Regions from separate parts of the Homo sapiens genome. Here region 1 is linked to region 2. The links are chromatin contacts, found by Hi-C or POLR2A ChIA-PET in ENCODE. All regions are on one chromosome and are shown on one strand. Each heading gives the region's core, a stretch centred on a gene start or an enhancer-like site at or near the end of the contact. The rest is flanking DNA. Distances are from core to core; before and after follow the strand shown. Region 1 holds the start of OR1F1 (olfactory receptor family 1 subfamily F member 1). Region 2 holds the start of CLUAP1 (clusterin associated protein 1).

Region 1 (3,924 bases), core at 292-2,791, 310 kb after region 2:
AAAAGAGCAGGAAACGACTTTTACCCTGCACCAAAAGCCGGGCTCGTCCGGGATTTGAACCCGGGACCTCTCGCACCCTAAGCGAGAATCATACCCCTAGACCAACGAGCCACACGATTTACGCATTAAGGTTATCTTTGTGGGCGTCCTAGCATCCTGGGGGCGGCTGGGGCGGACCCAGCAGGACCCAGTGAGTAGAATCTTATTTCAGACCCGCCTGGAAGGGGCAATTTCAAGTGAGGATGGGTGTGGCGGAAGCCCAGAGCCCCGGCCCCTCCTCCGCGACGCACAAAATGGGGAGCAGCCCTGGCGCTACCACAATCCAGAAGGGCCCTGGGTCCTCGCCCGCCACCGCCACTCGGCCTTGAGTTGGGGATTCGGCGTCTCCGAGGCGCGCAGTGAGGAGCTCCAGCTTCCGCAGGACATGGGAACCTCCCAATAGCAGGCAGCGGCTGCGCTGAGGGTCTGCGAGCCTCGATCACTGCAAGCTCGCCTTGGAAACGCTGCAGTCCCTCAGCGTGGCACCAATGGGTGTTCAATAAAGGCCTGACGGAGTGCACGAGACACCAGCTACCAGGCACCCTACCTCGCCGCACCTCACGCTTCTCCGGCTCCGGTCCTCCCTTCTCCCCAGGGAAGCCAAAACCCAGAAAGCGAGTTTCCCACGTGGGCCTCGAACCCTAAAGGCTGACGCTGAGAGTCTCTTTTCTCCATCGACTGAACCAGCCCCGCAGCGCCTGCCTGGCCTCAAGTGCCCAGGATGGCTGAGCTCTCGGAGAAGACGGCTTAGGCCACCAACTACGCTGCGCACCAGGGGCGATTCTGCGATGCGCCCCCTTGCCCTTCACTGGGGGGAGCTGGCGGGACCTCCAGTCCCCAGGACGTGAGGAGGAGCAAGAATGAAGGCCGTGGGGCAGCAGGCGTCGGGCATCGGTTCCGGGGCACCCTTTACTGTCACTCTGCCCTTCCCTGTATCCAGATTTCACCTGACTCCCGAGAATCCAGCAGATCTGGGCTAAAAGGGGCTCCCTGTCCCCTCCAGATCAAAGCCGCGAATTCCCTCGCTCTCAGTGGGAAGGCCCCGGGGTCTGGGGGTGGGGACAAGGGCCGAGACCCCCACCCCGCCAGGGCCGACTGAAGTGCTGCCCGCGGATGCCCGGTCTTCCCCGCCTCCCTCCTCTCACTCACTCCCCTCCCTTCTCCCCCGCTTCCGGTATTCTCCCCTTCTCCGAATAAACTGGAATTTTAAGCGGAGGAGGGCTCACCTGGGACTGGAGCAGCCATACTCTGGAATCCTAGAAAAAATTTATGCCCCTGTAGCGACCAATGAGCCCGGCGCATTCTTCCTTATTCTAAATAACCTCCTCCTGCTGCACGGGGTCGTCTCCTTTAACCGCAGTTGCCGCAGTTGGCAGCGCTGGATCCCATTTCACCAAGGCGAGCGATTCAGGCCCGTCCGTCTGCGTCCCGGGACCCCGGGAGGTCTCCACTGAGGCCCTGCCAATAGCAGCCTCCCTCCGCCTTCCTAGTCTCCTGTCCTTGCTGAAAATGCGAAATGGGAAAAAAGAGAAGGAAAAGGGGGCTCGTCCGGGATTTGAACCCGGGACCTCTCGCACCCAAAGCGAGAATCATACCCCTAGACCAACGAGCCGCCGCTTCCTTTTTTCTTTTTTCTTTTTTTTTTTTTTTTTTTCCTTTTTCTGGTGGGGGACACGTCCTTCCGTCCCTGACGCAGAGCGAGACTCTCTCCATCGCCCCAATAGCTCAGTCCTTAGCGCGCGCACCTGCGAATCTTGACTTGTGGGTTCGCGGCCACCCTCAGATTTCCGAGGCAGGCTTTACTCCTGCTGGGTAAACCAACAAGGTTACCCGCTGAGGTTATGAGCTGGTGGTTTCAATGTCGTGCTGGTATGATATATAGGTGCATTTGCCTATTACTAAGGTAAAAGGATTTCCAGGCAGGATAGAGATGTCAGAAATCATAAAGGAAATACACAGATTTTATCCAAGGTTTTAAAACGGCAAATGATAATCCAAAGAAAATACAATCGAAGTTACAAACTAAGGGCTTATTACTGGGCTACATAGATTTCGAATCCTTTAAAAAATTACATAGGCATATTTTTAAAAGACATTTAAGAAAAGAAATGAAGATCTATGACAAAAAAGGCTTCGTCTTCCTCACCTGGGACTATGGAGCATAAACGCTGCTTGCCGCAGCCTCTCTGGCTGGCAAGTGTAGCCTCGGGCTGGCCCTAAGGGCCATAGGTGGAAAACAACTGAGCCTTGAAGTGGAGACTGGAGAAAAAGAGATTGTCCTAGAGCTTGCATGGGAAGAGTTTCGGGACCCAGAAACTGGAAACATTGGATTTCCGTGACAAAGTTTGCCAAGTAGCAGTACATGGTGCAATGGGTGTGTCTGGAGGCTGGCGTGAGGCGTAAAAGGCAGCTGGGCCCGCTGCTTCAGTGACTTCCTTGAGACTCAAAGGAAGCCAAGGAGAACCCTGTCTACTCACCTGCAGGCATCTCTCCCGGTGTCTTATGTATTGTCTGCTCTGGAAGTCACAGAAAAGTGAAGGAGGCTGGGCGCGGTACCTCCCGCCGGTATTCCCAGCACTTTGGGAGGCCAAGGCGGGTGATCACTTGAAGCCAGGAATGCGAAACCAGCCTGGCCAACATGCCAGACCGCTGTCTCTACTAAAAATACAAAAATCAGCCTGGTATGGTGGCGCGTGCCTGTAGTCCCAGCTACTCAGGAAGCTGAGGCACGAGAATCGCTTGAACCCGGGAGATGGAGTTTAGAGTGAGCCCAGACTGCGCCACTGCCCTTCAGCCTGACAGGGTGAGACCCTGTCTAAAAAAAAAGAAAGAAAGAAAAAAAAAAAGGAAACAGAATAGAGTCCAACTGCTCATTCTCGTCAGTTACTGAATAGGGACTAGACTCTGCTGGTTTCCATGAACTAACTCATGCTGTTTTCTTTCTTTCTTTTTTTGAGACGGAGTTTTGCTCTTTTTCCCCGGGCTGGAGTGCAATGGGGTGATCTTGGCTCACCGCAACCTCTGCCTCCTGGGTTCAAGAGATTCTCCTGCCTCAGCCTCCCAAGTAGTTGGGATTACAGGCGTGTGCCACCATGCCAGGCTAATTGTTGTATTTTTAGTAGAGACGGGGTTTCTCTGTTTTGGTCAGGCTGGTGTCAAACTCCTGACCTCAGGTGATCCGCCTGCCTCAGCCTCCCAAAGTGCTGGGATTACAGGCGTGAGCCATTGCACCCAGCCTCATGTTGTTTTCAGCAGATGCACGAGGAGTACACCATTATCTTCATGTCTACAGATGACACAACTGGAGCCCTGGAAAGGTTAAGGAATTAGTTCAAGTTCACACAGCCAGGAAGTGCCCTGGAAAGTCTGGCTAGAGAACCACGTAAACAGCTGTCTTTGCACACCAACAGGTAATTCACAGAAAAAGGAAAGCAAACACACACACACATACACACACACACACAGATGGCCAATAAACATGAAAAACCACTCACCTCACTAGCAAAGTTTCTTTCCCCACTTTCTGAACTGCCCGCTGCATCAATTCCATTCTAGGCCTAGTTTATCTCATAGCCTTACCACAGAAGCCAGTGGGGAATAGCTATATGTCTGAATTCTCCAATTTTGGCATATGCTTTGACTCAGTATATTGATAATTGAGATATACTACACATACCATAAAATTCACTAAAGTGTGTAATTGAGTGGTTTTTATATATTCATGTGATTGTGCAACAGTCACTACTATCTAGTTCTAGAATGTTTTCATCAGCCCAAAACAGATGCAGTACCCATTAGCAGTCCTCCCTGTTCCTCCCTCCTCCAATCTTCTGGCAACCACTAGTATGCTTTCTGTCTCCACGCATTTGCCTGTTCTCTACATTT
Region 2 (3,497 bases), core at 585-3,084:
CAGAGCATTAATTTAAGATCAAAATATTCCGAAATCTCCGTGTGTGCGCTCCCCAACAAAACCCCATTCTACGTCCCCCGGCAGGGTGCTGGCCTCTCTAAAAACTATGTGGGAGGAGACAGTCATCCTGCATGATGTGTGGCCACCAAAAACCTTCAAACCCCAGAGGGCAGGATTCACACTCTGGTGCTCAGTGGCTGCATGGATAAAAGGTAATGCGTCTTCCTAGATATTTTTACATTGTAGAAAAGAGCAATTCATAACCAAAAGGAGTAATCTCTAATGCTAAAATTTCAGGCACCAACAATTGGACGAGAAAACTGGCTTTAAGAGACCCCTCGGATCACACCAAATTGGCAATCATCATCTACCTTTCCTTTTTTTTTTTTTTTTTTAAAGACAGTCTCACTCTGTCGGCCAGGGTGGAGCGCAGTGGTGCCATCTTGGCTCACTGCAACCTCTGCCTCCCGGAATCAAGCAATTCTCCTGCCTCAGCTTCCCAAGTACCTGGGACTACAGACGCGCGCCACCATGCCCGGCTAATTTTTTGAATTTTTAGCAGCGGCAGGGTTTCGCCATGTTAGCTAGGCTAGTCTAGAACTCCTGAAATTAAGTGATCCGCCTGCCTCGGTCTTCCAAAGGGCTGGGATTACAGGCGTGACCCACTGCGCCCAGCCGTAACCAACACTCTTAGCCTCGTTCTTCCACTTCCCCACCCTCTTAGCAAAGGAATTCGAGCTCCCTTCTCCTTACCAGCCCTGCAGAAAGGATGCAGATGGAGTTCAGGATGTCTGGAGTTCAGGCAACCTGAATTCAAGCCCCAGTGCCACCTCCTACCGCCTGTATCACCTGCCCAAGTTACCTGACCTCTCTGTGCCCGTTTCCTCACTACCAAATACAGGGGGCACAGAGTTGTTCAGATGATTAAAATGAAATGCGCATAACACAGAGCGGGCCCTGGCAGATCGTTAAAACTCAAAAAATGTTAGCCGCAATGATTATCACCCAGCCTCCTCTCCTCGGTTTCGTTGCTGGTTGTTTTTTTTTTGGTTTGTTTTTTGTTTTTTGAGATGTTGTTTCGCTCTTGTTGCCTAGGCTGGAGTGCAATGGCCCGATCTCGGCTCACCGCAACCTCCAAAGCGATTCTCCTGCTTCAGACTCCCGAGTAGCTGGGATTACAGGCGCCCGCCACCACCCCCGGCTAATTTTGTAATTTTAGTAGAGACGGGGTTTCTCCATGTTGGTCAGGCTGGTCTCGAACTCCCGACCTCAGGTGATTCGCCCGCCTCGGCCTCCCAAAGTGTTGGGCTTACGGGCGTGAGCCACCGCGCCCGGCCTGCTGTTCGGTTTTCTAAGCGCTAAGCTAACCCAACTCAAAAAATAGTCTCTAAACTCTCCATGCATTTTCCAATACGGTAGCGAAGAGCGGCATGCAGCTACACAAACAGAAATAAATTACACTTAAAAATTCAGTTATTCATCTGCACTAGCCACATTTCAAGCGTTCTGAGCCACACGCGGCCAGTGGCAGATAGAGAACTTTCCATCCTCGCTAGAAATGGCCGAAGAAGGGCCTGGGACGCTCGGCCGGGTTGCAGCCGCGGGTCAGGCGGTCCCTGAGGCGCAGAGGCCCGAAAGGAGCCTCCGGCAGCGCAAGCCTCAGGGATCGCCTACACAGGGGACCCGGCGGGCGGGAGCCCTGAATCTCTGGAAGACCCGCAGGTCACAGGGGCGCGGGGCTGCCTTACTGCGGAGGTCGCGGAAAGACATAACGCTCAGGTCCCCAGGAGCCCAGGGTCGCAACTGCTCGCCCCTCAGCGATCACAGGCCCAGCGCTCGACGATCTCTATGGCAACCAATGGACCCTTGGACGGCGCACGGTCAGGGACAAACAAAAAGCGAAGCGAAGACGCGGCGGCACGTGCATACGCACGGGGAGAGCGGGCCGGCAGAGAGCGCTCCTGAGACGCCGAGGGCAGAGGGCGTGGCGATACCGGCGTCTATGAGGGCTGCAAGCTTCCCAGCTTCTGGGCGTCTGTTTACACGCTTTGCGGACGTTTCGCGCTGGGTGACAGGTTCTGAGTACCTACTACGTGCTTGATATTGCGCTAGGCGCTTTCCATATTGCTTATTTCCCCCTCATTTCTATAAAGAATGCACGATGCTTGGCTGGGCGCGGGGGCTCACGCCTACAATCCCAGCACTTTGGGATGCCGAGGCGGGCGGATCACTTGAGGTCAGGAGTTCGAGACCAGCCTGGCCAACATGGCGAAACCCCGTCTCTACCAAAAAATACAAAAATTTGCCAAGCGTGGTGGCGCACACCTGTAATCCCAGCTACTCGGGAGGCTGAGGCAGAAGAATTACTTGAACCCGGCAGGCAGAGGTTGCAGTGAGCCGAGATCGCGCCACTGCCCTTCGGCCTGGCGACAGAGCGAGACTCTGTCTCAAAAAAAAAAAAAAAAAAAAAATGCACTATACTCAGGAAGCCCGCCTTCCCCCGTCCGAGGCACAGCGCGCTCCTCGTCGGAATCTGGTTGCCGAGCGGAGGACGGGATCACTGTGGGCGCCCAGAGGCAGGCCAGGCCTCGGTCTCGCGCACGCGCAGACGGCTCGGGCTGCACAACAGGCCGGAAAGGGGCCCTGAGCCGCTCGCGCCGCGCGGGTCCCGGCAGCCCTAGCCTCTGCATGGGGGCGCGAGGAGACGGCAGGAAGGGGCGGCCTCCACGTGTGAAATGGGGAGATGCCCCGCCAGGCGTGGCACAGCAGCCGGGTTTTGTAAGGTAGCTTGAGCAGGAACAAGGAAACAGCGTAGTGCACAAAGCGATTGGTTGGCATCAGGTTATTTCAGATGCATTTCTTTGGGTTAAAGCAGAGGGGGCTTCCTTATGCCAGCCTAGGTGGACAGGGCCCCTTTTGTTGGTTGCAGTGAATCTTCTGTGTTTTGGCAGACTGGCCTGTCTCTAAGTTCGCATTGATTACGTGGCACCTTGCACTAGCGATTCCATTCTGGTTTGGTCTGGTCCGTTGGTACCTTGTGCAGGAGCTCGCTCCAAAACAATGGCCTCCCATAAATGTTGCTTCACGTGTTATTAAGAAAAACAAAAGATAAGCCACAGTCTAGAAGAAAATATGCACAAAACACATATCTGATAAAGAGACGTGTATCCAGAATGTATCAAGAACTCTCAACACTCAATAATGAGAAACAGTCTAATTAGAGAATGGAGAAAACATTTTAAAAGCTACTTCACAAAAGAAGATATATGGATGGCTAATATGCAAATGAAGAGATGATCAAGGCTATTATTAGAGAAGTGCATATTAAAACCACAATGAGATATCACTATGAAGTTATTAAACTGGCTAAAATATCAGGTAACACGTTAAAAACCTAAAAATTAAATCTAGATAAAATGGCTAAAACAACAAAAAACTCTTGACAATGCCAAGGGCTTGAAAGGATGTTGATCAACTTGAACTTTTTTTTTTGAGAT

What was found. A loop is a pair of places that touch in the nucleus more often than their neighbours do. ChIA-PET counts read pairs that join two places held with the same protein, here RNA polymerase II (POLR2A). Pooled maps may share reads with other maps.
Region 1: a loop to region 2 is called in a map of mammary epithelial cell, with 9 times the contacts of the local background. The contact joins the promoter of OR1F1 here to the promoter of CLUAP1 in region 2. A Hi-C loop is called at or near these places in 17 of 168 maps with a recorded cell type or tissue (A673, CD4-positive, alpha-beta memory T cell, CD8-positive, alpha-beta T cell and 13 more), 37 of 37 single-sample maps with no recorded cell type and 27 of 50 pooled maps. POLR2A ChIA-PET finds 5 or more read pairs at or near these places in 3 of 52 experiments (CD4-positive, alpha-beta memory T cell, OCI-LY7 and naive thymus-derived CD8-positive, alpha-beta T cell).

The regions. Positions count from the first base shown.
Region 1 is chr16:3,185,821-3,189,744 of GRCh38, reverse strand. It overlaps OR1F1 (olfactory receptor family 1 subfamily F member 1), which reads right to left and starts at 1,541. Exons shown (of 4, transcript NM_001370640.6): 1 at 1,266-1,541. TRP-TGG3-5 (tRNA-Pro (anticodon TGG) 3-5) reads right to left here and starts at 1,651; the gene lies at 1,580-1,651. It overlaps TRP-AGG2-8 (tRNA-Pro (anticodon AGG) 2-8), which reads right to left and starts at 111; the gene lies at 40-111. RefSeq lists a silencer at 1-142.
Region 2 is chr16:3,499,341-3,502,837 of GRCh38, reverse strand. It overlaps CLUAP1 (clusterin associated protein 1), which reads right to left and starts at 1,834. Exons shown (of 12, transcript NM_015041.3): 1 at 1,749-1,834. The coding sequence starts at 1,770. RefSeq lists enhancers at 58-574, 575-1,092, 1,600-1,979, 2,100-2,149.